Regions from separate parts of the Mus musculus genome. Here all the other regions are linked to region 3. Evidence: chromatin loops called from intact Hi-C (ENCODE). Cell type or tissue: heart. All regions are shown on one strand. Links, peaks and the distances in the headings refer to the core of each region. The heading gives the core; the rest is flanking DNA. Region 1 has its middle 86 kb from the start of Gm35733. Region 2 has its middle 64 kb from the start of Gm52039. Region 3 holds the start of A330048O09Rik (RIKEN cDNA A330048O09 gene). Region 4 holds the start of 4930471G24Rik (RIKEN cDNA 4930471G24 gene).

What was found. Hi-C counts contacts between places; a loop is a spot of excess contacts. Peaks named below come from ENCODE experiments on the same cell type or tissue, not always from the same donor. Only the 100,000 strongest peaks of a DNase experiment are listed, where the experiment ranks them.
Region 1: it touches region 3 in a loop (6-fold over the local background); 10 of 42 quality-filtered maps call a loop at or near these places.
Region 2: a loop joins it to region 3, with 5 times the contacts of the local background. A loop is called at or near these places in 5 of 42 quality-filtered maps.
Region 4: a loop joins it to region 3, with 6 times the contacts of the local background. A loop is called at or near these places in 14 of 42 quality-filtered maps.

The regions. Positions count from the first base shown.
Region 1 is chr13:47,348,689-47,356,758 of GRCm38, forward strand. No RefSeq gene overlaps it. Among named protein-coding and RNA genes, the nearest start is that of Gm35733, 86 kb to the right of the region's middle. In heart, for the core only: no CTCF peak of the experiment used is centred there; no DNase peak of the experiment used is centred there.
Region 2 is chr13:47,297,626-47,305,695 of GRCm38, forward strand. No RefSeq gene overlaps it. Among named protein-coding and RNA genes, the nearest start is that of Gm52039, 64 kb to the left of the region's middle. In heart, for the core only: a CTCF peak has its summit at 3,601 (motif pointing right); no DNase peak of the experiment used is centred there.
Region 3 is chr13:48,269,587-48,277,656 of GRCm38, forward strand. It overlaps A330048O09Rik (RIKEN cDNA A330048O09 gene), which reads right to left and starts at 4,298. Exons shown (of 3, transcript NR_045162.1): 1 at 4,177-4,298; 2 at 3,324-3,470; 3 at 2,832-3,229. In heart, for the core only: a CTCF peak has its summit at 4,342; no DNase peak of the experiment used is centred there; H3K4me3 peaks cover 679 bases; H3K27ac peaks cover 628 bases.
Region 4 is chr13:47,663,582-47,671,651 of GRCm38, forward strand. 4930471G24Rik (RIKEN cDNA 4930471G24 gene) reads left to right here and starts at 3,969. Exons shown (of 2, transcript NR_153835.1): 1 at 3,969-4,407; 2 at 4,559-4,812. In heart, for the core only: a CTCF peak has its summit at 3,934 (motif pointing right); a DNase peak (open chromatin) is centred at 3,920; H3K4me3 peaks cover 277 bases; H3K27ac peaks cover 1,111 bases.

The DNA of each region.
Region 1 (8,070 bases), core at 993-5,992, 920 kb before region 3:
TTATTAGCAAGGCATACAAAATAGATTTGGTAAACACTGGAGACGCCCTGCCAAGGAGCAGCTCAGAGACATATGGTCTTTTTTAAGTGCCACGATCACTGCAAACAAGCGAGATGTCCTAATGAAGAGGGAGCTCTTGTCAGACATCTTGTTCTAAAATTCAGCATTGAGCTTCTGAAACAGACAGGCAGAACTTCAGAGGTTGGGCAAGACACCAGTGCTTCTTCCAAGGGAGACGAAGGTTGAACTAGAGGGCTGCCATCTCTCCTTCTGACACCAGAGGGAGCGCAACTACGCGGAATCAGCTAGGAGCTGGCTTCTGGGGCCCGATCAGGCTCTCAGGTCTCCCACCAAGATGCACCTTCTATAGCTTTTTGAGATAGTGGAAATGTAGAGAAGGAACCCCACCTTTCTTGTTCCGTAGGGTTAGGACATGCGCATTATTGCTTCATTGTCACAGACTTCTGTAAGTAGAGTGCACATTTAGCTGAATGACGAAATGGGGAGTGGGTGGGTGATAGATCTCCATCCTTCCAATTTGCCTTGCCTCATGTGGGCACTTGGGCTTCTCACTACACAGCTCCCTGTTTGTGTTTAGTCATTAAATCTTTTAATGATTTTACTGGATAGAGTTTGGACTAGTCCGGGATTCTGGGGAAAAAAAAAAAATCTTCCCACCCCAAACACCTTTTCTGTGTTGCCTTAACAGAACGTTAACGTTTTCCAGGTAAGGAACATGACCTTGTGCTACACAGTTCCTGCTTTAAGCCCTGTCCCCAGCAGATACTCAGCTGAGAGTCCATGTTTGACAGGAGTGGCTGATGAATGGCTTTCTTGTCTTGGCAGGGCACCCACGAAGAATGGGACACAGTTTTGATGCTCAAAGTGTCTAACCATATTTCCTCAACATATTGTCTTATATGTGTAAATATACATATATATATATATTCCTGAATACACAAATACAACATGCTCAATCTGTATGCTGTTACTTGCATGTAGGATTTCTGGGCTGACCATTGGTATTGGATAACCAGTTGGTGTGCTCTTCCTTGGGGAGCCTATTTCTCAGCTCCCAGCATCCCTCGGTTGTCTGTGGCTCTTTTTCTTGAATTGCAAGCTACTGAGGCGGAGACCTTCTGGGATTTCCTCCTTCCACATATGCATGTCCACTGGTGTCATCCGTGTTCCGCTCAAGTTTAGGCTCCTGTATGTATGTTTGAACATAGTGGAAATCAGAATAGTGGTGGTTCAACAAAATACTCTAAAATAAGCATTATTCTGTTCTTTCTCATTGTAAGCACCTCCCCCATATATACATATAGACACCCCTCTTGGGAAAAGGGGGTGGTTCCTAAGGGAATAACTTTACCAAAGGATTAGACAATGTTGTTTTTTTTTTTAAGAAAATAGCACTCCATATTTATTTAGTTTTTTTATTTGACAGTTTCATGATGCTTCTGACAAACTTTACTTATTTCACCCTTTATTCCCCACTCTCCTCCTCCTTCCCTAACTGAACCCTTCCAACAAGTTCCCCTCCTCCTTTGAATCTCGTGTGTGTGTGTGTGTGTGTGTGTGTGTGTGTGTGTGTGTGTGTGTGCTACTGGGCTTAATTAGGGATGTTTGTACTAGCATAGTCCATCTCTATCTATCTATCTATCTATCTATCTATCTATCTATCTATCCACACACCCACCGATCTATCTATCTATCTATCCATCTATCTATCATCTATCTATCTATCTATCTATCTATCTATCTATCTATCATCTATCTATCTATCATCTATCTATCCATTCATATATCTATCTATCTATCTATCTATCTATCTATCTATCTATAGACATTTTCACTCACTAAACCTGGAGCTCACTGGTTAAGTGTCTTAGAACACTGGTCTGAGTGTCAAGCATTTAATCACTGAGCTCCCCGCAAAGCCCCTAAAACCATCCTTGCTTTAAGGAAAGGAAAAATCTGACATCAAGGTGTTGGGAACAGGATTCAGGTCTCCTAGCCTAAGTCCATTCTGTTCCATGCTGCAGTGGGAGCAAGAGCAATTGCTGATCTTAAAAATAGCTCTTTCTCCTAAATTCTAAAGCCAAACTAAGTAAGTACCCTGATTCTGGAAAGCATTTCTAAATCAGAAAAGGAACAGGATACACAGAAAGGAAGACTTTGACACAGACGAGAACTCTAATAGGAGACAGAGCTCCCTTGAATACATGGTTTTTATTTCACTTTTGACTGAGTGACAGGGAGAATTGTGGATGGGCAGGACATAAGAATAGGATTAAAGGTGCTGGATCTAATACGATACTTCTTCTTTAATGTGAAGAAGGTGTGTTTCAGTTAGTTTTTTTTTTGTCAGCTAAACACCAGCTAGAGTTAACTGGGAAGAAGAAACTCAGTTGAGAAAATGCTCCCCTCAGATTGTCTGTAGCAAGACCATGGTGCGTTTTCTTGATTAATGAATGATGAGAGAGAGGGCCAAGCTGACTGGGAGCAGTATCAACCACTGGACCAGATGGTCCTGGGAGCCATAAAAAAAGCAGGCTGAGCAAGCCAGTAAGTATCATTCCTTCACGGTCCAGCTTTAATCTCTGCCTCCAGATTCCAGCATTGAGTTCCCGGTCTAACTTCTCTTCCTGGTGACTATACAGTGGAGGATAAAATGAACCCTATTCTTCCCAAGTTGTTCATGGCCATTCCTGTTTCACAGCGACAGAAATCAAACTAGAATAGTGTGAAAACTTCAAAGCCCACCACAACCATCTTTTTCTTAGTAACAGATTTGTGTCTCTGTTTGGTGAGACGACACATTTAATTCCTCCAGTGCTGGTTCCAATGAGCTCTTTATGAGTCTAAAGGGATTATCAACACTGCATTTGAAAGATGGAGTCACAGTAATTTCTAGCAAGATGTTGAAAGCTTTGGGCTCATTGGTGTATGTGAAAATGATCATGTATTAATTTAATATGGGTAGCAGAAGCAATCTGGGATTAGAGGGGACAAAGGGACAAGGGAGAGAGGAGATGGGGAATTGTATGCTGCATCTTGAACTCATTCATGGGATCATGATGGCCTGAGCTACTACCACCCATGTCATTTTGTCTCTATGCCAAAGTGACCTCAAAAAGGGTAAGTTCCAGTTAGGATCTATTGAGCAAGAGTGGGGCACTCGACACGACTGAACAAGGTTGGAACTTTTGGGATCAGTGCATTGATCAGCCTCTACCTAGGCAACAAGATACCTAGGCAAAGGATCTCATCGGGAGACAGGGTATTGATGGTGTGATATTGGTGGTAGCAGTGAAGGTTCTTCTGTGTTTGATACTGAGAACAGAGACACTTACCCACGAAGGGCTTCCAGGAAAGGAAGCTGTGGTGGGGCAGGTACTAGTTTACTGTATTATCAACCAGAGACTGAATGTGACGTCATGGCGGGACTACTCCCATCTACTCAGGGTTTGAAACCATCTTCCAGCCAGAGATGGCTGGAGCAAGGGTCACTGTTGGTCTCATCAGTTGGTTACTGATGTCCAGTGTGGAGGATGGATGCCAAGGCCTTTGGCATGCTGGATCATGACCAACATTGACCTGCCTCTGAGATTCTTCAGCCCATAATTTTGTTATTTGAAAATGTTCTAGGTTATCAAGGCTTGAAATGAATGATTCTTCTATAGCAAATGAAGCTACCAGGCCAATATTCTTCCAATGTCTTCTTATATGGTATATCATGCCTTTTGCATCTTCTAATATGCTGTCTGCTCCCTTAAGTCTTTGAAGATCCGTATGTTCTATTACCAGAGGCTGAGACAGACTTCTTCTTGTGCTATACAAGTCTGGGCTATTTCACCAGCCACCTGCTCCTCTGGACAGTTCTTATGGGTGACTCCACTTTGGCGGATTGGCTGATTAGTTACAGTGATGTGGTCACCAGCCACAGCTCTTTTGGGGCTTGATAATGCCCTAGCATTCATTCATCTTTGGCTATGTCAGTTTGTCATACACCAAACTCCCTCAGCTGAGGGACAGGAGGATTCGAGGTGTCCTGTGACCAGTGTGTTCTGGTCTTTGGCTCCTGGGCACTCTTTAGCAAGGGCCAGCTGGTACTTCCTTTCCTTAGTTAGGGGGGCGCAGCACAGCCTGCAGGCAGACAGCAATTAAAATGGCCATTCCTTCAGTTCACCACAATCAAACTGTTTCTTTGTGGCTTGTTCTTGGTACCACTGCCTTTCCAGAGACTCCTTGGCTGTATTTACCCAGGATTAAAGTGATGCCTTAGGCATTTTGGGAGAAGCTGGACAGCCTTTGAGAATTCTCTGACTCCACCCTCCACAGAGCTTCACTTCCATCAAAAGTGCCTCTTTCTTTCTGGAGGGGAAAGTCCCGGAACTGGGTGGGATGCCCCAGGGAGCCAGAAAACCAGGGTTCAGGACAACTTTCTTATAATGTCCTAATTTTGAGTCACAGGGGGAGAAATGGGACTTAAAACAATGCCCTTTCTTTCTTTCTTTCTTTCTTTCTTTCTTTCTTTCTTTCTTTCTTTCTTTCTTTCTTTCTTTCTTTCTTTCTTCCTTCCTTCCTTCCTTCCTTCCTTCCTTCCTCTCTCTCTCTCTCTCTCTCTCTTTCTTTCTTTCTTTCTTATGTTCTTTCTAATGTTCTTTCTTTCTGTTCTAATGTTGAAACATTAGACCATTGAGACCTTAATGTCTCCATCGGCAGCAAGAAACTGGAGGTTATAGATGGATGGCAGACCAGGATTTGGAAAGTAGTTGAGTGACTTATAAGTGCGGGTTGTGGCGGCACTCACCTTTAATCCCAGCACTCGGGAGGCAGAGGTAGGCAGATTTCTGAGTTCGAGGCCAGCCTGGTCTACAAAGTGAGTTCCAGGACAGCCAGGGCTATACAGAGAAACCCTGTCTCAAAAAAAAAAAACAAAAAAAAACAAAAAAAAACAAAAGCCAAAAACCCAAAAACAAAAACAAACAAACAAAAAAACCCACCCCCCCCCCCAAAAAAAAACCAAACCAACAAACCAAAAACCAAAACCAAACAAACAAAAAAGTTCCAGCCTTTAAACACACTGGAATGTTATAATGGAGCAAGTTTAAGTGAGACGAGAGAGACATGTGTGTGGGAGACAGACCTGAGCAGCCAGGAGGACCAGTGTGCTCAGGTCTTGACTTCCTCCTGGTTTCCCTTAGGGAGACTGGAGCTGTGCCTCTCTCCTGGTTCCTGGAACTAGAGACTGGAGGGAGACATCTTGTCCCAAGCTAGGTTGGCTTTCCTAACCACACCAGCAAGCCAGTGGAAGAGCATTTTTGCTATCTCCTGCTTATACTTTTTTCAAGGTCCCAGAGTGAGGAAGGGTAGGAAAATGGGAACAGAAGCCAAGAGGGTTCCGGGCACCTCAGAGAGTTTCTTCCCACAGTTGGCTGTCTTCCGGCTATCAAGAAACCAAGTGGGTCATCTCGTGTGGATCTTTGAGTTGACAGTTTCCAGTGCCAGAAAGACCCCAGAATTAAGACTGTTGGAGAAATGTAACATAGTGCCCACTGGAGAGGAGGACTCACTGACACTGTGTGAACATTAACGCTGATAAATAGGGAATTGATGCTCTGCTTGCTGACATAATCCATAGTCCCACCTCCCGTGACAGGGTTGCCGAGGGTAACTGGCTACCCTTCACTTTCCACCTGGTCTTGAGCTATCCCAGCTCTGGGTGAGCCAGAAAACCAAACGACCTTGGATCCGGAGCAGAGGGGAAGTCACTTCCTTGGTGTAACCTGACTTGAGCGATACCAGAGACGGACAGGGGAGAGTTTGGAGAGAGGACAAGTACTGAGGAGAACCGGGTGCCACTGAGATGTTTCTGGCGCCGGAGCAGCTGGCATCCTGCTCTATTGAGATTGGCTGGCCCAGGAGGATCCTAATTACCGCACAACTGCTGCCTCCATAATCACAGTGACAGCAGTCGTGTGGGCCGGAAGGAGATGCGAGATGGATCTGGTGACGGCTGCAGAGGATGCCGGAATCATTGTTCTTTGCCCTGGCTTCAAACAAGGGGGCTGTTGCCAGCTGCCTGCTAAGTTTGAAACAGCTGTCCCCAAGAAGGGGCCAACCCTTCCAGCTTCAGCTTTAGAGAAGATATCAGCTCCAGACATCAGGTCTGTCCCCATGTCCTCTGGTCGAGGCAGAGGTCCCCATGCCCTTTGGCCATGACTGGCCTGGAAGGCACTTAGAACTATTTACTCTAGGGGGTCTCAGGGGAGAAATCAAAAGTGTAGAAGGAGAAACTCACATTTAAAAGCTACAAGATGATACCTCTGAGGAAGTGTCTTCACAGTAAAAAGAAGGAACATGAAATTTATTAGTTAGATGACCTCTTTGACTAAAAAAAATACAAAAAACCCACAAAGGTATTTTATCATAGCATATATATATATATATGTACACACACACACACACACACACATGAAAATCTCACGTGTGTATAATGTGAGATTTTCTTTTTCTTCTGAACAAGGTCTCAGGTTTATGCGAGCACAAGAAGCTTTGCAGACAGCTCTCAGTAGACTCTGAGAGCCAATCAGAAGCTTAATATGCAAATGAGGGTTGCTAGAACGGGAAGGAAGTGGGTAGAGGTTGGGCAAGTGCTGGGAAAGTGGAGACATCCCACTTTCATCTATCTGTTTTATGATTGGTTCTCAGGAGGATGCCAGGACTGATCAGTGACAGGGACTCCTAATGAGGCAGCCATCCTATCCTCCCTGCGTCCTTTGTTGGCTTTCTGACTTCTGGACACTAAGGATTCTGGGAGAAGAACATAATAGATTTACCAGCTGATTGTGTTCCTCCCGGGAGTCTGGTGACTAATTATGACATAGGCAAAGATAATTTGCCACGCTGATGCTCAGAGTGGGCACGTGGAGGGCAAAACTTGTGGCCTCGGAACTTCCTGGCTTTTGTTCCTCTTTGCTTACTCCAGAACCAGTCTTAATCCATGCCTGGCTCCAGAGCATCACCCAGTGTCATACATGAAATTGTATGTAAAGCCACAGATTCTCTTTCAGTCCTTCGGGATCCCGAGATCAGCTCTAGATTACGGATCCTTTCAGGCTGCTTCACAAGACAGTAGAGCAATACTATTTGGTGTTATGTGGTGAAGCTGTTGGGGCTGAGGTGTCCATGATCCAGTTTTTGTTATAAAGAGTAGCTGTATACTTCTGTGGAACACATTTTCATTCCACACCCTCTTGTGTTTATTCCTTCTGACAGTCACGTGCACTGAGCAGCAGCGAGAGAGCCAGCGTCTCCTATGTTGTTGGGGGGAAGCGTCCGATTTCTTCATTAACTCCTAACTTAGCTTTTGGATGTCGTTTGGAACAAAATCGGGCTTGCATTTCTTCTCTACCGTTCCGGGAGTGTGTTAGTCTCTGGCCCTTAATAGCCTTGTTCCTCAGTAGCCATAAGGGAACCTGGGGTTTGCACAGGGCTCTCAGACTGGGGTTTTAGGGGTGGTAGAATGATAATTTTAAGACACGTTTGCATCACAGCGTTTCAGGTAAGTCCTAACTTTGAAACCTACAGACTTGTTAGCAGGCGCTCATGCTGGTGTGGACTGAGTGGACACTGCCTCACAGAAACAGTAATTAGATCCATGTGTTTGGGAGACAAGATTGATTAGTGGAGTAAAAGACGCCATTTACATGTCCATAGCTTGCAGACCGCCTCAACCTGGGAGAACTCTGTGTTCACACACAGAATCATCTGCGACGTTTGCAGTAGGTAGAACGGAAACTGTATGACCCAGAATGTCATCTGCCAGCACGCACCATCGGAAAGCTCCCTATGTGTCTTCGGTCTTCACCGGTGGCCTGTATGGGTTCAGGACCCAATAGGGGTGAAAGTCATTCTGGTCACAGCTTTATGGATGGGTTGATTTTTTTTTTCGGTCTGGCTCAGTATCCTGTCATTTCAAAACCATTTCCCATTCAGAGTACGTGAATCACAGCCATGTGCCACATGGTAATGTTCCAGATGGTGACAACATATATGGTGGTC
Region 2 (8,070 bases), core at 1,526-6,525, 970 kb before region 3:
GTAATAAAATGCCTCATGCAGGCTACATTATAAGTCAAAGTTTAGTTCAAATTGTGTGTGTTGGACAAGAGTGACACTTGGCTGCATCACGTTATGACAGAGTATTTGTGTGTGAAGTCGTTCATACCTTTTTCTTTTTGCTCTTTCTTTTTTCTTCTTCCTCCTCCTCCCTCCTCCTCCCTTCTCCTCCCCTCCCCTCCCCTCCCCTCTCCTCCCCTCCCCTCTCCTCCCTTCCCCTCCCCTTCCCCCTCCCCCCCCCTCCCAGTCTTAAGTAGCTTAGGCTGACCTCAAATTGTCTATGTAGCTTAGACTGGCCTTGAACTCCTGACCCTTTTACCTCACCAAGCCAGCAAGCCCCAGGAATGCCCCGTCTCCCCTCCCCGCTCCCAGTTTGGGCAGAATAGGTTTGTACTCTAGGCACCGTTTAGCTTTTATAAGACTGCTGAGGATCTGAACTGAGGTCCTCATGATGAGCATTTTCCTAGCTGAGCCCTCTCCACAGTCTGCAGTGTTTGCTCTCTCCACGCTGCAGGATGCCGCTGCTGCTGAATCTCGTGCACGGGGTTGTCTGCTATGTCTGCACACAAAGCATCTCAAACCATCAAGTCACGGGGATTCCTAGTCCTGCCTCTCCTCAGCTAGAGGCGCTCAGAGCCTGACAACGCGGCTCGGGATTTAATTACATCCCATCGTTTATGGATTACCATGGTTTTCAGTGGAGAGCTACCCATTCTTCTGCTCCTAAATTATACACCCTTCCAGCACAGTTATTGTTGTTTTCCTTTTGTAAATTACGGATTCTCCACACTGCTTTATCTTTCTATGACCCGGAGAGGAGACGACGACAATATAAGGGCTTGTGGTGTTGACTTTTAAGTGTAGAGAAAAACTCAAGAATGCTTTTAGACAGATGGATAAGAGAGCGGTAAAGCTGAACAGATAGAGAGGATGGGTTAGAAACTTGACGTGTGGACCCAGAGGATGCTGCTGAGATTCATTCACAAGTGTAGGAGGAGCTCAGGGAGATGGCTCAGGGGTTAAAGGTGCTTGCTGCTAAGCCAGAGGACTGGAGTTTGAACTCACTCCTGCTAGTTGTCCTCTGACCTTCACATATGTGCACAACATCATGTTCTCCCTCCCTCCATAACAATAAATACAGGTTTAAAAAAAGCACAGCAGCTGGGCATGGTAGCACATGCCTTTAATCCCAGTGCTTGGGAGGCAGAGGCAGTTGGATTTCTGTAACTTTGAGGCCATCCTGGTCTAGAGAGTGAGTTCCAGGACAGCCAGGGTTACTCAGAGAGACCCTGTCTTGAAAAACCAAACCAAACCAAACCAAACCAAACCAAACCAAACCAATCCAGCCAACCCAACCCAACCCAACCAACCAAACCCAGCCCAAGCCAAACCAAACAACCCAACCCAACCCAACCCAACTCAACCCAACCCAGCCCAAACTCAACCCAACCAGCCAACCAAAAAGCATAGCAGTAAGGAAGGTTGTCAGACTTGAGCAAGGGAAACTGCAACTCAAAGCTGGATGGTTAGGGTTAGGTGGCTCCTGTTCCCCCTTTTTTATCTTCACAATCTTGACTGGATTTCTTCTGCTTTGTCCAGCAGCCCAAGGCGCTCCTTCTTATGCCTTTCCCAGAAAGACATTTCTCTAGATCTAAACATCGGATTGACACCCTGAGAAGGATCCCGCAATGCTGGGTGATGCAGAGGAGGAGGAGCATACAGATGAGGGAGCATCTGTCCCCGCTTCTGCTGGGATCTTTAAGAGGGTTTTGTAATCATTCACCTTCTGTGATGGTTAACGTTAGGTGTCAGGTTGATAGGATCTGGGACACATGGAGACAAATCCCTGGGCTCATCTCTAAATGATTCTCTAGATTGGACTAATTAAAGTGGAAAGACTCAATCTAAACGTGGGTGGCAGCATTCCATAAACTGGGATCCCAGACTTGAAACAAGAAGAAAGGCAGCTGAGAACCATCTTGCTTGGCTCTCTGCTTTCTGACTGTAGGCTCTGTGTGACAGGCCATCCCTGGCTCCTGTTGCCAGGACTTCCTGCTATGATGGGCTGCAAAGTTAAAGTGTGAGCTAAAACCAACCCCACTTCCTCAAGCTGCTTTTGTGTGGCCTTTTGTCCTAGCAAATGAGCAAGCTGACAGATATCCCTTTCTTTAAGACATTAGGTGCTTGGCTGTGGTGCCTTGTTCTCAGCAAGGTACCTCAAAGGTGAGGCTCTCAGAGGCTATAGTTTAGGAAAGTTACCAGGCAAACACTGATCTGTGTGGTTGGACCTCATAACCTAATTGTTATTTTCTCGAATCCTGGGCCTGGTTCATGCTAAGAAAGTGCTTTACGTCATTGCTAGCGAGCCTTACTCTCTGCAACAACACACTGTTCTTCAATCGAGCACAGCACTCCCATCTAGTTATAAAAACTTCATGCTCCTTTGTATTCCAACAGTTAATTCTCAGATCCTTTTCAATACCTAAAGAGATTTTGCCAAGATTTAACGTATCTTTAATGTTGACACAGATGATACACAATCAGAGGAAAGGCTTTGGAAAGCAGCAAACAAGCAAAGTGAAATAAAATGTGTATATATATATATATATATATATGTGTGTGTGTGTGTGTGTGTGTGTGTGTGTGTACGCGCCTATGAGCCATGGGCACGGGGGTGGGAGGGGATCTCCCTTCAATGCAGAGTATTTTTGAAAGAATATGGCCTTACATGCTTGCATGCTTGTTAAGAAATATCTCGATTTGTGGGCTAACAGGTCACTGCCTAGCATGCCCAAGTTTGAGTTTTAGGCTTTCTCGGGTTGGGATCTAAGGTTTGTTTTATTTCTTCCCCAATGAACAATTGGACTAAAGGATCATGTTTAACTATCACAGAGTCCCTTTCTGTTTGTACATCACTGTAGACCTAATTGTAGGCTGGCATCCCCACCATGGCCTAAATGGTCATTAGCTTGCTGATAATAGACTGTTCTTGTCAAAGAGGCCTCATTAACCATTGTCTTTTTTTTTTTTTTTTTTTTTTTTTTTTTTTTTTTGCTAAACAATTGTAAGGATTTGAACTTGTGATTGAGGACGCCCTGGGCTCACAGGGATGAAGGGACTTAAGCAGGGAGTTGCATGGTTGGAAGCAGTGACCCAGGCAACAAAGAGGGCTCCCAAAGTCTCAAAGGATGACCGAGACTGAGGCTGCAGGTTAAGAAGGGGATGTGTGAGGAACACTCTCATCTGAAGAGCTAACACTCCTGCGGCCTGAGGTCTGGTCCCAGCCCTGCAGCTCCGGAGTCCTGCAACATTGGGTTACTTTACTCTTTCTGTCCCTGTCATTCACCTGGAAAGAGAATGCTTTGAGACTTGCAGATAAAAATAATTTCAGTTGAACATGGTGGCACAGGGTTGTAATCCCAGCCCCTTCTCTAGGTGAGGAGGCAGGAGGTAGAGGCAGGAAGATTAGGGGTTCAAGGCCAGCCTAGGCTGCGTTGAAACCCTGACTCAGAAAGCAAAACAAAACAATAACCTGGTATGCTGTCTGTGATTTTTTTTTTCTCAGTATGTTATCTTCTTAGGTTACACACTAGAGGGCAGTGGTGCATTATCATTACAAACTCTGGTGCCTGCTCATGTGCCCAGCTGGAAGTCATAGATGTTCATCTTCAGAAGGGCTCTGTATATTCATCATCAAATAATGAAGTGGTCCTGCAGGGTCTCAACTGATTTTCCTATCTCCCCTTCTGGATTTCTGCAGATGGGAGCCTGACTTTACTAGTAGCTTTCCCCTCGCTTCGTGTAGTTACTTGAAAATTCTTTAGTAAGAAAAACCTGATTCCCTGCAACAGTGGGAAGCTGTGGGTACGCACCCATAGCACCTACAGCACTGAAAAACAAGAAGGAGGAGGAGGAGGAAGAGGAGAAGGAGAAGAAAACACAAACCCTGTATTGCCTCTTTTTCATACTGTTACTTATAGTGTAGGGGGTTGGCTGAGAAATGGAGGCTAGCCTGGGCTACTAGTGAGTTCCAGCAGGTTTCATTTATACAGTGAAACTCTGAAAAAAATAAACCTCAACCCAAACCACCAATAACTTTGAATGTTACTGCCTAACACAAACCATGTGTTAGTAATAGGCTATAATGCACACCATGTATGTTCAACAGTCTCACTTTTTCCATGGCTACACCAGGGTCCCAGGGTCCCTGGGAATATTCACTATGTATAGTATGGTTTTTAAGTTATAGCACTTGAGATTTGGCAGTGTAAACAGGGAAGAAGGCAGTAAACTGTCCTTTGTGTTTGATTTGTTGTTGTTGATATTGACATTGTTTAAGGGTGCATTAATATTTTAAAACAGAAGATTGATAATATCCCTTTTCTGTTATGGTTTTTATCTTAATGTTTATGACATACGAAAAGAGAGCGAAGTGGCCCTGGTGTATTCCTGAGAGAAACAGAAGTATCATGACCTAGGAGGAGACCTTCCATTGCTGGCTGTTCCCCCCCCCCCCACCTTGGCAATTTGACACAGCTAAAGCCATCTAGGAAGAGGGAACTTTCATTGAGAAAATGCCTTCGAATTAGAATGGTGTAAGCCTATGGGGACATTTTCTTGATTGATGTGGGAGGAGCCAACCCACTGAGGGTGGTACAACCCTTGGGACAGGTGCTCCTGGGTTGTTTAAGAAAGCAGAGAACAAGCCATTCCTTCATGGTCTCTGTTTTAATTCCTGCCTCCAGGTTCCTGCCTCTAGGTTCCTGCCTGACTTCTCTCAGTGATGGACTGTGATGTGGAGCTGTAAGCCAAATAAACCCTTTCTTCCCACATTGCTTTTGGTTGAGGTGATTTTCACACAGTAAAAAGCAAACTAGGACAGAAATTGGGATCACGAGGTATTGCTATGACAGACTTGAAAACCATGTTGTTTGGAGGAGGATTTTTTCTGTAGAAAGAGTTTGGAATCTTGGGCTGGAGAAGCCATTGAGTGCTTAGAACCTAATGGGCTCTTCTGGGGGAGCCTTGAAGAGAACACGGAGGACAATGCAGATAGGGAGGCTTGGCTTGTGGAATTTCAGAGGGAAGTTTGAGAGTCTCTCAAAGATTCCGTCATGGCTGTTTATTTTGATGTATTTGAATGAAGAATCTGTAGTTTCTGGCCAGCTGGGCTAAGGGATCAAGATAGGAGATGAGCATCCTTCAGGTGGAATCTTTTGGGAAGTATTTCCTTAATGTTTGTACACAGACCTTAAGCTGCTTCCAGAAGGGCAAGAATGTATGTCAAGCTAGAAGTTCAGCTTTATAATATGTGCAGGTGTTCGAGGTGATTCTAAAGACATGAAGGCGTCATGGCGATCAGTTGGGGCTTGGCATTATGAGAGATCAAGAGAGGCCCTTGGGAAAGACACAGCCTCAGTTGCAGTGTCAACCCAGGGATTGAAGGGGTTACAGAGAGCAGTCAAGGCTTGATGTGATGTAGCAGGGCTGGAACCCAGAATAATATGTCCCAATCTCAAGTGCTGAGATCATTGGAGTTGCAAGATTTGGTGTTTTTGTTTCTGGGTTTGATTTTGCTCCCATATGAGAATCCACTGTTGCACCCTTGGCTGTTGCTGGAGCAGGACCATCTACTTGGACTGATAACATGTTGGATGTATGCGACTTGTGTTTGATATTCCTATGAACTTACACTTAAGATATCTGAGACTTTTAAACCATTGGGATTTTCAAGGATTTGGGTAACATTTAAAGGTGGATTATGTTTTATATTATGAATTAAGCGTGAGACTTAGGGGACAAGGCTATGGTTTAATGGTGATCTATTTGTGTGGTACATTGACTGGTTGCCAATTGTGCTGCTTAGGTGTTTGGCAACTCGGCACCAGCTAAGGTCATCTGGGAATGAGGAACTTCAGTTGAGTCCATAGCCTGTCCATAGGCAGGTCTGTGGGAGCAGTTGATCAGTTGTTGCGGAGGGAGGGCCCATCCCCCCCTGTGGGTGCTGGGAACTGAACCAGGGTCCTCTGGAGGGGGAGCCTGATCTTTTAACGGCTGAGCCATCTCTCCAGCTCCTCGTTTATCTCTTTGTTCTTGACTTTCTGATTTCATTCTCAAATATCCGCAGGAAGGAATCACTGCTTAGTCCTGAGAGTGGGCACAGTTTGAGATTTTCATCACCAAATTTTCATCTCAAAAAAAAAAAAAAAAGAAAAAGAAAAAGAAAAAGAAAAAGAAAAAAAGGAGATACTAGAAAGGTTGCTCAGTACTCAGTAAAATCGTCCTTAGTGGTCATTTCTCCTTGGATTCAGTGTCATTGATTTACTTTATTCTTTGGATCTTGTCATGTTTACAAGTAAACTTTAAGTTGAAAGGTGGCCACCCCTGGTTTACCCATGGCTTCATCTTATCTTTCTACCCTTATTTTTCTTGGATCTCATCATTGTCCCTCCCTCCCTCCGTCCCTTCCTTCCACCTTTTCCCCTCTCCTCCCTTCTTCCCTCCTTTCTTCACTCTTCTCTTTAAAAAATCCTTCCTTCCTTCCTTCCTCCTCCTCCTCCTCCTTCTTCTCCTCCTCCTCCTCCTCCTTTTCTTCTCCTTCTCCTTCTCCTTCTCCTTCTCCTTCTCCTTCTCCTTCTCCTTCTCCTTCTCCTTCTCCTTCTCCTTCTCCTTCTCCTTCTCCTTCTCCTTCTTCTTCTTCTTCTTCTTCTTCTTCTTCTTCTTCTTCTTCTTCTTCTTCTTCTTCTTCCCCATCCCCCTACCCCCCTTTCCTCCTCCTTCTATTTCAGAGCTGAGGACTGAACCCAAGGCCTTGTGCTTGCTAGGCAAGTGCTCTGCCACAGAGCTAAATCCCCAACCCCCACCCCCCCATTTCATTTATTTTTTAACCTTGCTGCATACTTGTACTTTAGAGATTTCTACAAATCCTTGCTTTTTAAGGTCTGATGTAAATGTAAGTAAACAGCTCCTATTGTGTCTTCTGAGGTGTGTGTAAGTAAACACTACCTGTACTCTGAAGTATAAGTAGCTACACACTACCGACCCATAGTCTGAGGTATATATATAAGTACACACTATTGACCTATATAGTAGGTGTACATATAAGTAAATGCCAGCAGATGGCCCCATTGTGGTTCTCCAGCCATCTCACCTCTTGCTTGTTTGTTTCTTTGCTAGAGTTGTCTTTGAGCTGCCCACCTCTGAGGCGTACTTCTTGGGCTATTTAAACCCTCTCTTCCTGCATATCCCCTGTATCTTGTTAGTCCTTAAAAGATGTCCAGCTTGCTTTCATTGGAACCTGTATAAACAGGAAGAGGGAAACAAGGTATAGGGGGAATTCATCCGCTGCCTGGAAGATCTGGGGACAGAATTCGAAATGAGCTGAAACCCTCATCCCCGGATCATTGATTTTTTGATAAAATCATCTGCTTCCCTCCCTGAGTTGTTCCATCCTTTATTTTAATATGATTATTTTACCTGGATTAACTTCCTGTTATCAGTCACCAGGGTGATGAAAATGATTCTGCAATTGATTTCCTTGTCTCCTGGAAGGCATGGTAAAGCAAGCATCCCTGCAGCCCTCCTACCCTTTCCAGAGTTCCAGCGTCCGTGAATCTGCAGTGAGGGTTGAGAAGGTTTGTTTCTGAGGTGTTTCCAGGTGCTGCCGCTGGACTGGGGGACCACACAGCTGCCCTGCGCTGCTCCTCTCAACCAGGTTCCTCACTCCTGGGGTGTAGCTCCTTCAGGGTGACTTTCCCAGGGTGAGTCTCCGTTGAACCTTCATTATCTTTATACAATGCATTTGCAGTCAGCGGTATTGCCTAAAGTTGTGAATAATCTAAAGGTAATTAATTTTTTTCCTGATCATTTTGTTTTTGCCCAGTCCTGCCTCTGCCCTTTTTATAGACACATATCATTAATACAGATATTTCATTTATATTAATGAAAGTGGGCAATGTTGTAATTTTTTATTGGATATTTTATTTATTTACATTTCAAATGTTATTCTCTTTCCCGGTTTCCCCCTCGGAACTTCCCTATTCCGTCCTCCCT
Region 3 (8,070 bases), core at 1,270-6,269:
AGTAGATGAGCTTGTCCGGAAACTCCAGGGATCCATCTGCCTGTCTCTACTTTGGGAGAGCAAGCTGCCTTGCCTGGTGTTTTTGTTTTGTTTTGTTTTGTTTTGTTTTGTTTTGTTTTGTTTTACAAGCCTTTTGGGGATCTGTCCTCAGGTCTCTGAGCTGGTGCACAAAGTCCTTTAACAACTGAGCTGTCTCCCTCCCAGGGGAGTCTCTGCATGGGACCCAGGGACAGGTCAGGTATCAAGTGCTGGCTCCTTTGTAGCCTTGGTTTTTGTCCCTGTCCTTCTCTGAGTGGAAATGATAACATAATAACCTCCTATATGTTCACACTAAAGCATACTAGCTGCCAAGGAAAACACAAAAGGATGGGCAAAGGTGCCACCCTCTCCTACATCTTCCCAAGTTATTGCCGCCTCTCATTGCATCTATGTGGTAGCCATTCAGGCAGCATAAACAACCAGGTTTTAATAGTGATGATACTCTTCTGAAGAAACACATTCAGAAAAAAAAAATCTTATCACATTTCCTATATTAAATCACCCTAAGACATTGCCTATAGCCCAGCATGGAAACACCAGCTAAATAGTCCTACCAAAACTATTATGATAGCCTTACTACTACCTACCATGGGACTACTGAGTACTAACACACTAACCGTGTATAGAGTTGGGATGTGCTATTACTGTCGTCAAATTTCATGGACACTCACATGTTTGATAGAGACAGGAATGGCCAGAGTGTGCCTGCCCTGGCCCAGTGGGAAGAAAGGTATAAGCAAAATTAAAAGGCATAGACGGGTGTGGTGGTGCACGCCTTTAATCCTAGCACTTGGGAAGCAGAGGCAGGCAGATTTCTGAGTTCGAGGCCAGCCTGGCCTACAAAGTGAGTGCCAGGACAGCCAGGGCTACACAGAGAAACCCTGTTTCGAAAAACCAAAAATAAAATAAAATGAAAATAAAAGGCATGGGTGTGTATGATGCCGTCACTAGATACCCACAGCAGTGATTTCAAAAGAGCACACACACACTTGAGGGAAATCAGACTTCTTGAACAGTCTCCAGAATAGTCATGATGCTCTGTGTACAGACCCCAGCATCTTAAACACTACGGTACAAGACACATTTGAAGAAAGTCAAGACAAAGGGTTCAGGCAAGACAGAACTGCAGTGCTGGGAAAACTAAGAAGCCCTGCTTTCTTTGAGCTTCCTCATAGGAAGCTGGGGGTGGGGGTGGGGGGCTGTGTCTGTTGATTTTGCTCTGGAAGGTCAGGTTCAGCGCTTACCTATGTTTTGATCTGTTTCCTGATGTGTGGCTAAATGCTCATAACTTGCACACTGACTAGTCTATTTACATTCTTCTGGTGCAGAAGCAACTTTGAAAGACAAAGACAGAATTAGAGTAGCCTGCCGTATAACAGCTGAGAAACCAGATAAGAATCAGGAGTGAAGACACACACCTGTAATACTAGTACTTGGGGAAACAGACGGAAGATATTCAGGAGTTCGAGACCAGCCTCAGCAAGTTCATGACCATCTTGGAACTTTGTGAGACCCTCGCCCCCCCCCCCCCAATCTCAAAATCAAAAACAGAATTAACAGGCTAAAGTTGAAAATAGCATCCAAAACTCTGTATTCTTCAGAGCTGAGAAAAAGCTGTCTCTTATAACTGATGTTGAAAATTACTTGGGGCATTTATGTGTCCTTATGTGTGGTAAACTCAACAGAGAGATAGGGGTGTGCCAATATTTAGGAGCCCACTGCGTCCATTGCAGCATCCCAGGAGTCATAAAGTAGAGGCATTATGAAAAAATATCAAAGTCCAATATTGCACTGATAACGCAACTAAAGGTGTGAAGCCCTAGGATGTGCCGTTTGTGCTGGCTTAACTCAAGCCTCCCTAGAACAGGGGATTCATCGCCTTCTTCCTGACCTCCAAGGAACCAGGCAGGGTCTGCACAGACATGCATTCAGGCAGAACGTCCATACTCTAAAATAAAATAAAACTAAAAGCATTTGTTTATGTGTGAGCCTACATCCTCAGCGGTTAGGAGCGCGTGCTGCTCTTGCCGAGAACAGCTCTCGCTCGGTCTCCAGCACCCACATGGTGACCTACAACTGTCACAACAACAAGGCATGTTCTGCACAAACAAACATCTGGGCAAAGCACCCAGACACAGAAAATAAAAGTATTTCTTTTAAGGCCCAGGCCTCCTATCCTCAGAAGGAAAATCTTTAACTTCACAATAAGTAAGTAAATAAATGAATGAATAACATTTACACTATCGGAATTCATCCTTTTTTTCTTTCCCCAATTTCTTCTTTTTCTTTTCCCTCCCTCCTCTCTCCTTTTTAAGAACCCCTATTTGCGCTGTTATATTATATATTCCTTTTTTTTCTGAGAGACCCTTCCCCTTTCATGCAAACTCTGCAAACACAGCCATTCCCCGGCCTTTACACTCAAGAAAGGGTTCGGCCCCAAGAGAACCACGCTGTTTTTGAACAATAGCAACTCTAGAGACTGAAGGCTGCTCCTGATAAGACGGTCACAGCACTTTTGTTGTTGTTGTTTGTTTGTTTGTTTGTTTGTTTTGCTTTGTTTTGTTCTGGGGGAAAGATTGCATAACCACTGCACAAGTCAATCCTGAGGTCCTCAGTACTCCTCAGATCTTACCAATTTGCTGATCAGCTTGGACTTCCAAATGCCTGCCATGTGAGACACCCATACAGTGTTAATCCCCCTGCCTCAGCACTACAGAGACTAAGCATGTGCTTGTGCATCTGTGTTCTTGCCAAGTCTAGATTTCAGTATCACACATACAAAGAGAACTCCAGAGTGACTGTTTAATATTAAATCAGCACAGAACTTTAAGGCATGCTTCCCAAAATCTTTCGTGCAGCATCAGGTGTGTATCTAAACAGTATAGCATCTAACTTTGCTATAGAGTTTGCTATAACAGTTGCTTTGCGGTTACAAAAAGGAGAGAGAGGAGAGAGAGAGAGGAGAGAGAGAGAGAGAGAGAGCATATTTTCCCAGTTTGTGATCAGAACTCTCTCCACAGATCTAATAATTTACTTTGTTGATTAAATTTTTAACACATTTCAATTATTTATGAAGAAATGAAAAATCCGTTAAAAAGACATAAAGGGTTCAACTTTCAGAGGCAGCATCTAAACTACTTGTTAAATAGCCTGGCGTTTTCTGGGTAGGCTGAGGTGATTCTGTCGTGCTCTGTGAAGAGAAAGTAGTGGCTGAGCATTAGGCAGAATTTTAAAAAACAAAACAAGTAAACAAAACAACAACAACAACAAGAAGCCATCATCACCACCAAGTTCGGAAGATCTCAGGAGCATTTCACAGCCAGCTTGAGATTTGTCTGAACTGTCCAGTGTTCCATTTCCATCAGTCTTCCTCCTCTGCTTAAGGAGGGACAGCATTTGGGATCCACTCCCGAAGTCACTTTCCTCAGGAACTGCATTATAAAGAGGACCTTGTGATGCAGAGATGACTCTACAGGTCTGATTGTGTGTTCAGGCAGGGAATGGCGGCACATGCTTTTGATCCTAGCATTAGAGAGGCAGAAGCAGGCGGATCTCTGAGTTGGAGGCTAGCCTGATCTATAGAGTTCTGGGACAGCCAGGGCGACACAGAGAAACACTTTTTTTGAAAAACAAAAAACAAAAAAAAAACTCCAACAATAATAGTAATAAAAGATTGTGTTTTCAACTTGAGGTCTCAGAGGTCTTTCCTGTGCCATCTCAGTCTCTTTAAAAGCCAAGCCTCTAGGACATGGGACGTGACCTTCCTGTCCCAAACTGACACTCTTGCATTCATTCTCTCTCTCTCTCTCTCTCTCTCTCTCTCTCTCTCTCTCTCTCTCTCCCTCCCTCTTTCTCTCTTGGTTGGATCTTACTGGGTAGAAAGCCTCTGCCAAGAACAGACTCTGTAGGGGGCTCTGTTTCCTGAAGAGACCCTGCAGAAGCAACCACAGGACAACAGAGAACAGAGGCAGCCCGGCAGCCTTCGCCCCTCACAGTGCCACTTGGCACCACCGCTCGCACTGCCTTTGGGGACAGCACCTACCCTCCTACCCTCCGTAGGTTGGGGGCGGGGGGATGGGCAGGAGTCTGCTAGGACAAAGTCTTCACTCGCTCCGTTCTATCTTATGAATCACGTACCTGCTTTTCAAGCACATGGGACTGGAAACGAATTTCTGGCATGGTGAACGCCAGAGTTCCACGAGTTTTGAAAAAGACCACGACTCCCTGCCCTGGCATTCCTCAGGTGACACACTTGCTGGGTCCTCTAAGCAGTGAGTGTAGGTTATCTGCTGCCCTCTTTTGAATTTTAGGGCACACTGCACGCAGAAATAGGGCCTGATGCCTGTGGTCTTTCCCCCTGTGTGAGACTGCTTCCTCTTATCCAGTTCAAGCTGGAATGTGCTGGAATGCTCCCTTTGAGTGGGGCCACCTTTGTCGCTGTCCTGAAGTGAATGGCAAACCCATTTCCTAAAGCGGTAAAGGACTCAGAAGACACATGGCATCCTTTTCTTTTTTTTCTGCCTTATAGACATATAATTGACAATATAGTCAAGGAATGCAACTGCTTCTTTACATATTATCTATCATGAAGTGGTCACCACTAAGCTGGTGTGTGTGTGTGTGTGTGTGTGTGTTGGGGGATATGGTGTCAGGGTGTAGTTGGTGTGTGTATGTATGGTATGTGTGTTATCTATGTGGGGGTGGGGTGTGAATACGGCTGTGTGGGAGTGTGGTGGGAGTGTGTGTACATAGATGTGTATGTGTATGTTGGGGGTTGTCATTGGGGAGTGTGGTTGGTGTGTGTATGGTGTGTGTATGTAGTATTTGTGTGTGTGTGTATGTGTGTGTGATCTATGTATATTTGCAGTCTGTGTGAGATGTGGGGAGGGAAATGTACATAGGTATGTAAATGTGTCTATGGTGTGTGCGCATGTGTTTGTGTGTGTGTCTCTGTGTGTGTATAGTGTGTGTGTGGTATTTCTGTGAATATGCAGTTTGTGTGAGATGGGGGAATACATAGGTATAAATGTGTCTGTGGTGTGTGTGTGAAACCCAGGTCATATGAAGAAGACTACCATTAAGCCTTGTGACATCAATTCCAGGTTTGTTTTCTAACAAGCCTTCATTTTGCTCATTCTTTTGTGCCTACCAAAAGACACAGAACTCTGAAGAGGTGCAGTTGCGATTCACAGCCTAGATTGTTTAGGGAACTGAATCGTGTAGAAGTCGGAGCAGCAATCCCAAACAGAATAGCCTATTTCCAGTCCCATAAACATAGCCACCATAGGCACATTAGGCACCAAGAACCTACCTGTCTTACAAAAGAGAAACTTCAGGCTCTTTGACCAATGAATGCTGGCCATTTTTCTGGCTATGGGAAATATAGTATAAGTCTATACAATGGAATTTATTCAACCATAAAGAGGAACAAAATTAAGCTGTCTGCAAGAAAATATGTGGCACTAGAGATCATCATTTTAAGCAAAATAACAGTTGCAAACTCCATTTTTATGAATTTTAGCTTTTAAAATTCCATGTGTAAATAGGACCATGCCATATTTGCTCTCCTACTCACCGTTCATTCTGCTAAACTCGGTGTCTGCCTGGTCATACTCTCACAAAGGAAGAACTTCCTTCCATTTTATATTTTTAAGACAGTATCATTCTAATCTATACATCCAGATACAGACATAGACATAGACACAGCCACAGCCACAGCCACAGCCACAGCCACAGCCACAGACACAGACACAGACACAGACACAGACACAGACACAGACACAGACAGACACAGACACAGACACAGACACAGACACAGACACAGACACAGACACAGACACAGACACAGACACAGACACAGACACAGACACAGACAGACACAGACACAGACAGAGACAGAGACACAGACACAGACAGAGACAGAGACACAGACACAGACACAGACACAGACACAGACAGACACAGACAGAGACACAGACACAGACACAGACACAGACACAGACACAGACACAGACACAGACACAGACACAGACAGACACAGACACAGACACAGACAGACACAGACACAGACACAGACACAGACACAGAGACACAGCCACAGACACACAGACACAGACACAGCCACAGCCACAGCCACAGACACAGCCACAGCCACAGACACAGACACAGACACAGACACAGACACAGACACAGACACAGACACAGACACAGACACAAGACACAATGTAGCTCTCTATCCATCTACCAAAGACCATCTGGGTTGTCTCTCTACCACGGCTATGGGAATGAATTCTTTTCTTGCCTAACTACTTCTTTACCCAGAAGACCACCCCTCTGGCCTGATCTACTTTTTTCCCCCCTAAATATTCACATACAGTTCTGGTGACCAGGATCCTAAAAGAATAGGCACACCAGAATACACTTTGTACACCTCTCCAGATGGTACTGTTTGTCCTTCCACGACAGAAGTGGACTGAGACCCTTGCAGAGTTAAGATGGTCTCAGAGACATGGAGGGGCCTTACAGAAAACTCAGCTCTGACCGTCCTCTCTCCTCTCCACCACCTGCTCTCTGCAGTCTCAGAGCTTCTTCCCCAGGCCCTTTCTGATTACAGCGGTCCCCTCTCCCATCAGGTCTGCACACATATACACACACCATCTTGACAACTTCCTTATACCAAAGGAATTCATGGAACAGGAAAAAAGAATGCTCCTGGGAGACAAAATACGACAGCTGATTGTCACCTTCACCCCTCAATTTCCTAGGATTTAGAGAGCAAGGAACTGGCAACCATATATTGCTAGGAAAATCACAAGAGGACCGTGTCTTTTTTTTTAATGCTTTATTTATTTACTTATTTATTCCAAATATCGCCCCCCTTCCCGGTATCCCCTTCGAGAGTTCTTCACCCCATCCCCCCCTTTGCCTCGAGAGAGGGTGCTCATCTCAAGAATAAACCCTTGAAATTTCATTTTCAATTTCCCTGAGCTATGTCTCCTTCAGCCTGTACCTAATAGCCACTCCCTTCCTTTGGAGATGAAGACGTGATGACGGTCGGTCTCAGTGTACACTGCTTGGTTGGCAAAAGAGCAGCGGGTGACACTGTTATCCTGATGAAGGAAACACTAGAATTTTCTGAGAGCCCAATCAGACCACTGAAAGATTAAAAGGAACTAAAACTACAGACATCCTTACAACATCTTGGGCAGCACCGTGGCTGGCTTCCAGCCTGGGCAACCTCTGCAGCTCAGATGCACACTGAGTTGTCTGCTTTGCTATGGCCGTCTTGAAATTCTGGGCAATTTGTGAGCAATGAGCCCACCATTACTTTTTGCATGGCCCCTGCAGAATATATCCTATTATATATCCTGCAGAATACTGGGTCCTACCCAGCATTCGAAAACAGCCCAGTCCCGAGGCTTGCTATCCCTCATTGTGGTGACAACGGGTTAACTGTTTATCTTAGCGTGTACTGTTGCGCGGTTTGCCTAGTACCTGTCAGGATTCTCCCATCTAGCATGCCTGCCTGTTTGCAAGAGCAGTTCTGCATGGCAGCCTGGCAGCTTCCATCTCAGGGCTGCAGGCTCGGTCAATTACAGAAAGAGGTTTCCATGGAGAAGTGTGTGATGTGCCTGGAAGGAATCATTGTGGCAGGTGGAAAGATGCTGAGAAATTCTGCACAGGGGAGATCATTCAGTCAAAAGAGTGGCTTCCCCAGCAGCCCCCAAGAGTACTCTTGTTGAATCTAGAAGAGACAGGAAAAACACTTTCTTCCAGAGTCGTCTTTTTTAGCTGAAGCCACAAGGCCCTGGTGCATATTCAACTGACTTTTTTTTTTTTTTTGATGTTTCTAACTGTTTATTTTGAATTCTTCCAGAGGTTGTTTTTTTTTTTTTAATCCTCTCTCTGAGAAGCACTTTATCAACACAATTTGTTTTATTACGACGCCATGTCATATCGTATCTCCCCAGCTCGCCTTTGGTTGACAAGGCACTGCCTTTTCGGTTGATCATAGACAGATACACATCATCA
Region 4 (8,070 bases), core at 1,814-6,813, 610 kb before region 3:
TCTGTCTTCATCTGAAATACAAATTGAAAAGACGGTTTCAGAGTATGCCTATACACAAGTCCAGTGTGAGGAGCCTGGAAATGCTGAAACAGATGCTGCAGGTGTCAACAGCTTTCTTATCTCGGTTCCTGGATTTTACATCCTCCTAGAAGACTCTGTACTGCAGACGAGGGTTATTGGTACAGATGGTAAACTGCCGGAATGCCCAGAAGGTTCAAGCTCATCTGTGTTTCGGAAGAAGGGGAGGTTCGACTGTTGTCGGACTCACAGGTGTTTGGAAGCTTCCAAATTACCTTCAGGTTTTTCTGTTTTACCTTGCTTTAACAGATGTCTCGGGCTATATGTTGGATGCATCCGCTCCTTATGGTGTCCAAGTGTTTAAAATAGGAAAGAGCGTCCCAAGAGCAAAGGGGCGGTACTGAGATCTTGGCTCGGCATCCCACTCAGTCATTACAAATTGAAGCTCTGAGCTGCTCCTGTCTCTGGGCGGCTGCCACTTTATTTTCTCCTTTGGTCACTGGCTCTTCACTTTCTTGTTTTGCAGAGTTCTTAGAGTATAATCATTTTGGCACAGACATTTCATTATTCCGGACCTCTCTTCCTTGTTCCTGTTAATAGTTTCTCGTAGCCCTTGGCCACAACAGGTGCAGCTAGGCGGGGACCACACACTTCCAGGTGTTCCATTTGAATGGATTCTGTCAAACAACACCAAAATAACAGCCTTTCTGTGAGAGGAGACTGAAATAGACATGTATTGGCTTACTTTCCCAAAGCAAGAAACTTTGTTTCTCAACAAGAACAAAAGCAGAATAAAAATAAATTAGACGAGTGGATAGTGGGACGTCCTCCTTGCCTAACTTATACCCAGGGAATCGTTCAACCTGCAGTGTTCTCTCATGCGGCTCATCTCATACTGCTTTGAATAGAGAGTGGTAATTTCTGAGAATAGCATTTCCTGAAATGTATTCTGTGGGAATATTTTCATAGGTCAGATTTGGGGGAAAGTCCTGCATTGACAAAGAGGTTGACTGGTCCCCTGATGTGTGATGGTAAATACCTTCTTTAAAAAACTCTTAGAGCATCTTAGAGACATTTAAATAATAGGTTAATTTGTAATTTAAAATCTTGATCTGTAACATTTAGGATTTACAAACATTTATTTAAGTGACAGTCAAGTGTCCCTTGGAATATGCCTTAAAAAATGTTTACTAAGACAAAATATTAAGGCCCAGGAGGCCCATATATAGTAGTAGCTTGCCCCTGGGAAGACAAACACCTAATTAATGATGTTTTTAGAATCTAGGGTGAAAGGAAGTAACTTTAGAGGGCTTTGTGGATGGTACAGAACGTTAGAGTTGCTTCCCTAATGTCTGTCACTTCCTTATGCTATCGAGGTCCTGTTATTTGAAAAGATCATCTCCATTGTTCCCATGTGTTCTAGACTGAGCTGTGTCACCCAAAAGTCATACAATAAAGCCTGACCTCTTCCCAGTGTGACTACATTGGAGATACAAAGCCAATTACTGATAAACAATGTCATGAGGATGGAGACCCAACCCAGCAGTGCCGGTGTCCCTAGGAGACGAACCTGAGACACTAGAGACAACCACGTTCAGAGCAGCGAAGATCATGAGAGGACACAATGAGGTGGCAACCACCTTTACCCCAGGGAAATCAAAAGGCCTCAGGGAAATCCAGAGCTATGCAAAATTAATTTCTGTAGATGAAGCCTTGCAGTCTGTGATAGTCTGTTATTGTAGGTTTAGTAAAGCAACGCACATGCATGAGCTGCTGTGCTAAATTGGGAGTAATTGATGCTGTGACCCCACCAGTATTGTCTCTGAGAGCTACTTGTCTCATGGTTTTTTCCCTGGACATAACGGGGACTCCAGTGACACTATCCACAGTGGATTTGTTTTCCAGCAGAGAAGCCTGTTGCTTTAGTTCTCATGCATGTGGCCAAAGAAGCATGTAGCTGCATCGCTGTGGGCCAGTGCCCTGCAAAACTGCCGGAGGAATAAAAATGCAAAAGAAATGTGTTTGGAATGGGGTTGGGGATTTAGCTCAGTGGTACAGCGCTTGCCTAGCAAGCTCAAGGCGTTGAGTTCGGTCCTCAGCTCCCGAAGAGAGAAAAAAAATCAACAACAACAACAACAACAACAACAACAAAAAACAAAAAAAACAAGAAAAAACCCAATGTGTTTGTAGCTCCAATCAGTTCATGCCCGGAGGCTGAACTTCTCAATCATTCAAGCTAATACGTCTCCTGAATTGTTCGTGCCGTGTTGTTTTGATTCCTTTATTAGTGGTGCAAACTGATGTAAGGGTCTGCAAGGGGCCCACAGCCAACTAAACTCTGACCCCCAACGAAGGCTCCCAGGCAGCTGTTGGTACACAGGCTATCGTGTCTTCAAGTTGTCACTTCCAAGTTCCTCAGGAGGAAATTCGGTTGGTGCTTCAATGTAGGTCTTTATAGATAGGTAAATAAGAAATTTATAATTGCGTACGCGGCATAGAAAGCTGAATGTCAAATACTCAGCTTTGTCTCAGATCAGCCTGGCTCTCAGAATCCTTTTTTCCTTCTATGGCTCCAGGTTAGAGTTGACCCAAAGCAGCATTTGCACCGTTCGGAAAGTAGAACCAAGACACCGTAAACACAGGTGAGTTCAGTCATGATTAGATGCTACCAGAGAGAGGCAGACAGAGAGGAGACAGGCTGTTTCACCTTCTCAGTCCTTGCCGTGTGTCTACCTCTTTCTTGGGCACCCTGTGTTCTTGCTAACCTGCGCTAACTCAGCTTGCTAACCTGCGCTAACTCAGCTTGATCACCAGAGGCAGAGGCAAGATTCTCCTGCTGACTGCACCAGCTCGTCCTGACACTCACCTCAGGCTGGGTGCGCCTGACCTCATTCCCCCGAGTTCTCCTGCAAGCTCCCACTTGTTCATTTGTGCCCCTCCCCGAGGGCTGATGGGGACAGACTTGTCTGGGCCCCTAGCCCTTCCTCAGCCTCTCACTCCCCAACTTCTTGGGTGTGGCCCTGCTTCTATAAATAATATAGGCTGCACTCTATTCTTAGTGGCCTAGCTGTCCTGAAGGACCTCTGACACACAAATGCATTCTGAAACAGCAAATGGAACAGGAAAGAGAAAGTATGAGAGGGAAAGAGTGATGCTATAAATAACACACACAGGGAGTTCACACCTAGCAAGAGGCTTGGCAACACAGAGCTGAGGGGGTTAGGGAGACAATTCTAAAATCCATCCTAAAGTATATGAAGACCATTCAAAGAATAATCAGTATTATGAAAGATTTGGCTCCAGCAACACTTATAACTACACACATCTTAAAATGCTACCTAAACATAATAATCACAGAAAATGCTGTGTGAGTTTTCTTTAGAGCCTTCGCTTATAAGTTGCGTTTTCTAAAACCTTATGGTATCTTGCTGAGGGAAAAAAAGAAAACCAAGGCCGAGCTCTTTCAAAGGAAAAGGAGCTCGGTAGGTATGAAGCTGCAGGAACCAAATGCACATTGCTCTGCTGACTGCTGGAGCTCAGCCATTTACTTTCCTGAACACAGGGCTCCCCTCCAGCTCTGCCTTGCCTTTGCAAGAGCTGCTATGGAAAATAAATACCAGGAGTGTAAGCAAAGCAAGGGAAGGAGGTGGCCCCCAAGAAGCAGAGAGATGATGATGATGATGATGATGATGATGATGATAAAAGAAGCTCCCCCGCTGGGACTAATAGAGTCCCTCTTCTCCTTGGTTTTAGACGGGATCTGCACTCAGCTATGCCCTCCAGAGAGATGAAATCCTCTAACCAAACAATGCGCTGACAGGGGACCCTCTGCTCCTGTGTTTTTCTGCCCTGGCTCCAAGGAGTTGGTTTCCTGGCAACCTGCCATGGTGCCGTCATTGCTCCGAAGCATCAATTGGCCTCTAGGGGGAGCCCATCGGCCGTCAACCTCTGAGGATCTCCTCCTCCGGGCTGGCAGGCTGGTCCTTGCAGAGCTCAGGTTGGGCAGCAGCCAGAATAAGGTTATGGCAAGGCATAGGTATTTGATAAATTGGTGTTTTGTGCCTCCTGCACTGTGGGCAACTTCCTGACGGACAACTGCTGACTTTCTAGACTTTGAAGCTAAAAGATATGTAGGAGACAGAGGTCTCGTGGTTTTGGCTAATAAAAGTCTTCCCTAGCTAACTGATCACAGATCAGTAAGCGTCCGGCTTTGCTGTGAAAATGTCTCCCTCACTTCTGGTTTGTCTCACCAATAACTGATTAGTCATTAGTTGAACTGTCTAATGACTTAAAACAATCTAACAACGCAAGATGTTCTCCATTGTGCATACCTATATTCTGCCTCTAAAGACTTCCTGAAGAAAGAAGTCATGCAAACCAGAAAGCAAGGTGAGCAGGCATTTTCATTTTAACGAGAAAGCCTGGCTGTGACCTGCGCACATGCAGGGCTGCCCGCCGAAAGAGGAATTTGTTCTTCTGTGGGTACTACGTCCTGGCACTCCATTCCCCAGATATCTGTTTTTTTCAACCCTCTCTCTAGGTGTGTACACCTTGCAACTTAAATTGGGTCAGAGAGCAGACCCCAAGGGTGGAAGGAAGAAAACATCTGCCTTTCTCACAGGAGAACTCCAGCCGCAGTGACTGGTACCAGGCCAGGCCAATTGTCAAGGTCAGCGCTGGGAAGAAGCTGTTTACTTTGGTCTTCTCCCTGGCTTCTTGGTTTGGTTCTTAAGCATTCATTTCCTATTTTGAAGTTGAGATGATGGGTTGAGGTAAATAAACTGAAAAGCCACAGTCAAAAGTCTACTATGGAATTTTTTTTAAGCATTTAGTTCTACCAGAAGTAGAGGAAGGGACTAGCTATACCAGGGAAATTCTGCAATGGTTTCTTAAATGGTAACTCTGCTTATATGTTTATTTCCCCCATTATTCTATACAGCTTCAAGCTAGGACAGAACAGGTTGTCTATGCTGTCTTCTTGTTTCAGAATCCTATTGTACACAGTGGTATATTGCTTCCATGGAGTGAAAGTCTAACCTCCCACCTCTGAGAAGTGTATATACCAGGCTGCTTGCCTTCAGTTTGAAATTGAAGGGTACAGGCATTCACATTTTCTCGAAAATAAAGTCTCTTAAATGCTTGCTTTTCCCATTCCTTTTATGATCACTTGCACGTGGGAACGGAAGAAATTTATCTCAGTTATGTTGCCATCAGGAACTCAGAGGATCTTCCAGTTCTTTGAAAACCAGCCAAGGACTACATGTATTCGAAAGTGACTGCAAATATTACAAACAGCAAGAGGGAGGTAACAAAGATGGCGGATTTCTGTAATGGTGTCCATATCCATCACTGTTCTAAAATGTAGTGAATGTAGCCCATGAGGTGCCCAGCTCTGATAATATAACTACAACACAACTCCTGCACGTAAGGCTCAGGGAACATCACAGAAGAGGGTGTGGAAAGATTGTAAGAGCCAGAGGCCTAGGATACTGCGGCAAGATAGTGTCTTCTATATGCAATAGGAAAACTGCACCCATGAAATCATTGTCTAAGCATGTCCTGCATAATAGCAGCACCAACTGGTATACCAGTGTGAATGGAGGGAATCCTACAGGGTTCCTATCCCTAGCTGAAGTGCTATAGGCAATTAAAGACTTCCTATAGAGGAAGAATAGGTCTTCTCCAGCAGTAATTCAGCTGATAGGTTATAAGCCCTAAGCACATATATGTAAGAGCAATGCTAAAAGGACTTAGCAGTATGTATGTGTGTGTGTATGTATGCGTGTGTGTACATTTTTACTTGTATGCATATATATATGTATACACACACATACATGTAAGATAATGTAACAATAACAAAGAAGAGGTAATGAATTTGAGAGGGAGTCAGGGGGCTTGATATGAATTAGAAGGGGGAAAAGGGATGTGGGGATGTGAGGTTGAGGCACACCCCTCTATAAACAGTGCCTCTAGTCTTTGCCTGGTGATAGGGAAGAAGTGCCTATTAGTTGTGTACTTTTAAAAGTGAGGACAACCTGATACCTTTGATACTTTCCTTGTATCCTCATGAAAGAAATGGAGGCATATCAGAAAGAATAAATATCACTATAGAAAACAGGAAGGGATAAGGGGAGAAGAAAGTATAAAATTGAAAAGATAAACCAGATATTACTTAACATCACAGTATGGCTGGTGTGTACATAAGGCACGGGGTGGCCATTACCCAACCATCAGGGTGTCCTTCTCCCTTTTATGCAGATGACAGAGAAAGAGAGAGAGAGAGAGAGAGAGAGAGAGAGAGAGAGAGAGAGACCCCTTGCCTTTTGAAACTAGGGTTAATATTGGATAATTAATTTATGGAGAGCAGCCCCTTAGCGACAATCCTCGGCAGGATCTTTTGCCTCCACATTCTGTGTGGTGAAGTACAGATCCTTTCCCAATGCAGCAGATCTGTGGAGGGCCACAGCATGATTGGCATTCTAAAGGCGGGTCTCAAATGATGCTTCTGCCACACTGGGCAACAAAAGGATGTCTGGGAGATGTGGTGTCATTATTTGATGTTGAAAGAAGCTTTTCATAACCCTTTCTGTCATTCCTGTTATTCTACATGGGGAGACTTTAAAATCAATAATAAATTGCTGTTGGCTCCTTGTCATCCCTCATTCACCCCGATGATGAAGAATGTAGGCTCTACAGGGAAATGATATTCTTTGTCTTTTATTCATTACTTACTGAGACTCTAGTCTCTGGGACAAATGTGCAGACTTGAATAAGCCAATAAGTGAAGAAGTATTTTTTTTAATATTTTGATTAAGTGGTAAGGTACAAGGAGGAATAATATTGAACAATTATTTGTAGGTCCTGATGGGATTATAAATGAATGGTTAGAAGAGTTTATACTTCATAATAGAAACTTAGCTTTCTTGTTGCTGTGTTGTGTCAAGATGGGATTCAATTGGGGTGAAGTTTGTTGATATATGACTCATATCCCCTTGTCTGTCATCAATTTTTCTTTTCCTTTAGAGAGTGCTAAGTTTAAGGTTTGTAGCATCATTGAAAGAAAGAGTAGAGCTGTATTCTATATCTCTGTTTACACACAGGCACACCCTCCTATCAATGTTCTCTAGCAGCATGCTACATTTTATGAATGAGGTGCACACATTAACACATTGTTACTATATGTCCCTTATACTTTATATTTGGGTTAATTCTTGGGGTTGTATAGTCTATACATTTTGACTAATATAGCTATCATCATTGTTTTTTACAGAGTTGTTTCATTGTTCCCAGATTTCTTTTTTGTTCTGTCTATGAATTTTCTCCTTTTCCTAAACCCCAGCAAGTGGCTTATTTTATTGTCTTTGGTTTTTCTTTTTCTAATAAGATGGAGTAATGAATCTGCAGTGTGACCTTTTCAGTTTTGCTTCTGTCAATTAGGGCATTTAAGTTCCCTCCGGGTCTTTTCGGGGGTTAGTAGCCCATTTCCTTCAGCACTGAATAACATTCCATTGTTCAGATGTATCATAATTATTTACCTAGTGATCTATTTAAAGACGTCTTGGTGGCTTCTGTGCTTTAGCAATTATTAAGGAGGCTGTTATAAGTGTCCATGTGTAGATTTTCATATAGACAAAAGTTTTCTTTTTTTTTGTACAAGTACCACAGGATGAAATTGTTGTATCATAGAATAAGTTCTATGGGAAACCACTACCTTGCCATGTGGAATGGCAATCTCATTTCACATTGCCACCAAGAGTGAACAACAGTCTCATTTCTCCATACCCTTGCTGGCATCTGAGGTCCATTGTTTTTGGTTTAGGCCAATCTAATAGTGTAGCAGCAGCAGCATCTTATCACCATCTTTATTTGTATCCCTCTATGACCTATGATTCAGAGCCTCTTCCCACACTTTGTTTGCTATTTGTGGATCTCCTCTGTTTGGATGCCGGTCTTGGGAGCATGTTTTTGATGGTACCCTTTGCAGAGCAGAACATCTTAGAATGAGCCAGGTCCTGATTACTCATTGTGCCTTTCAGGGAGTTTGGCTGTGCT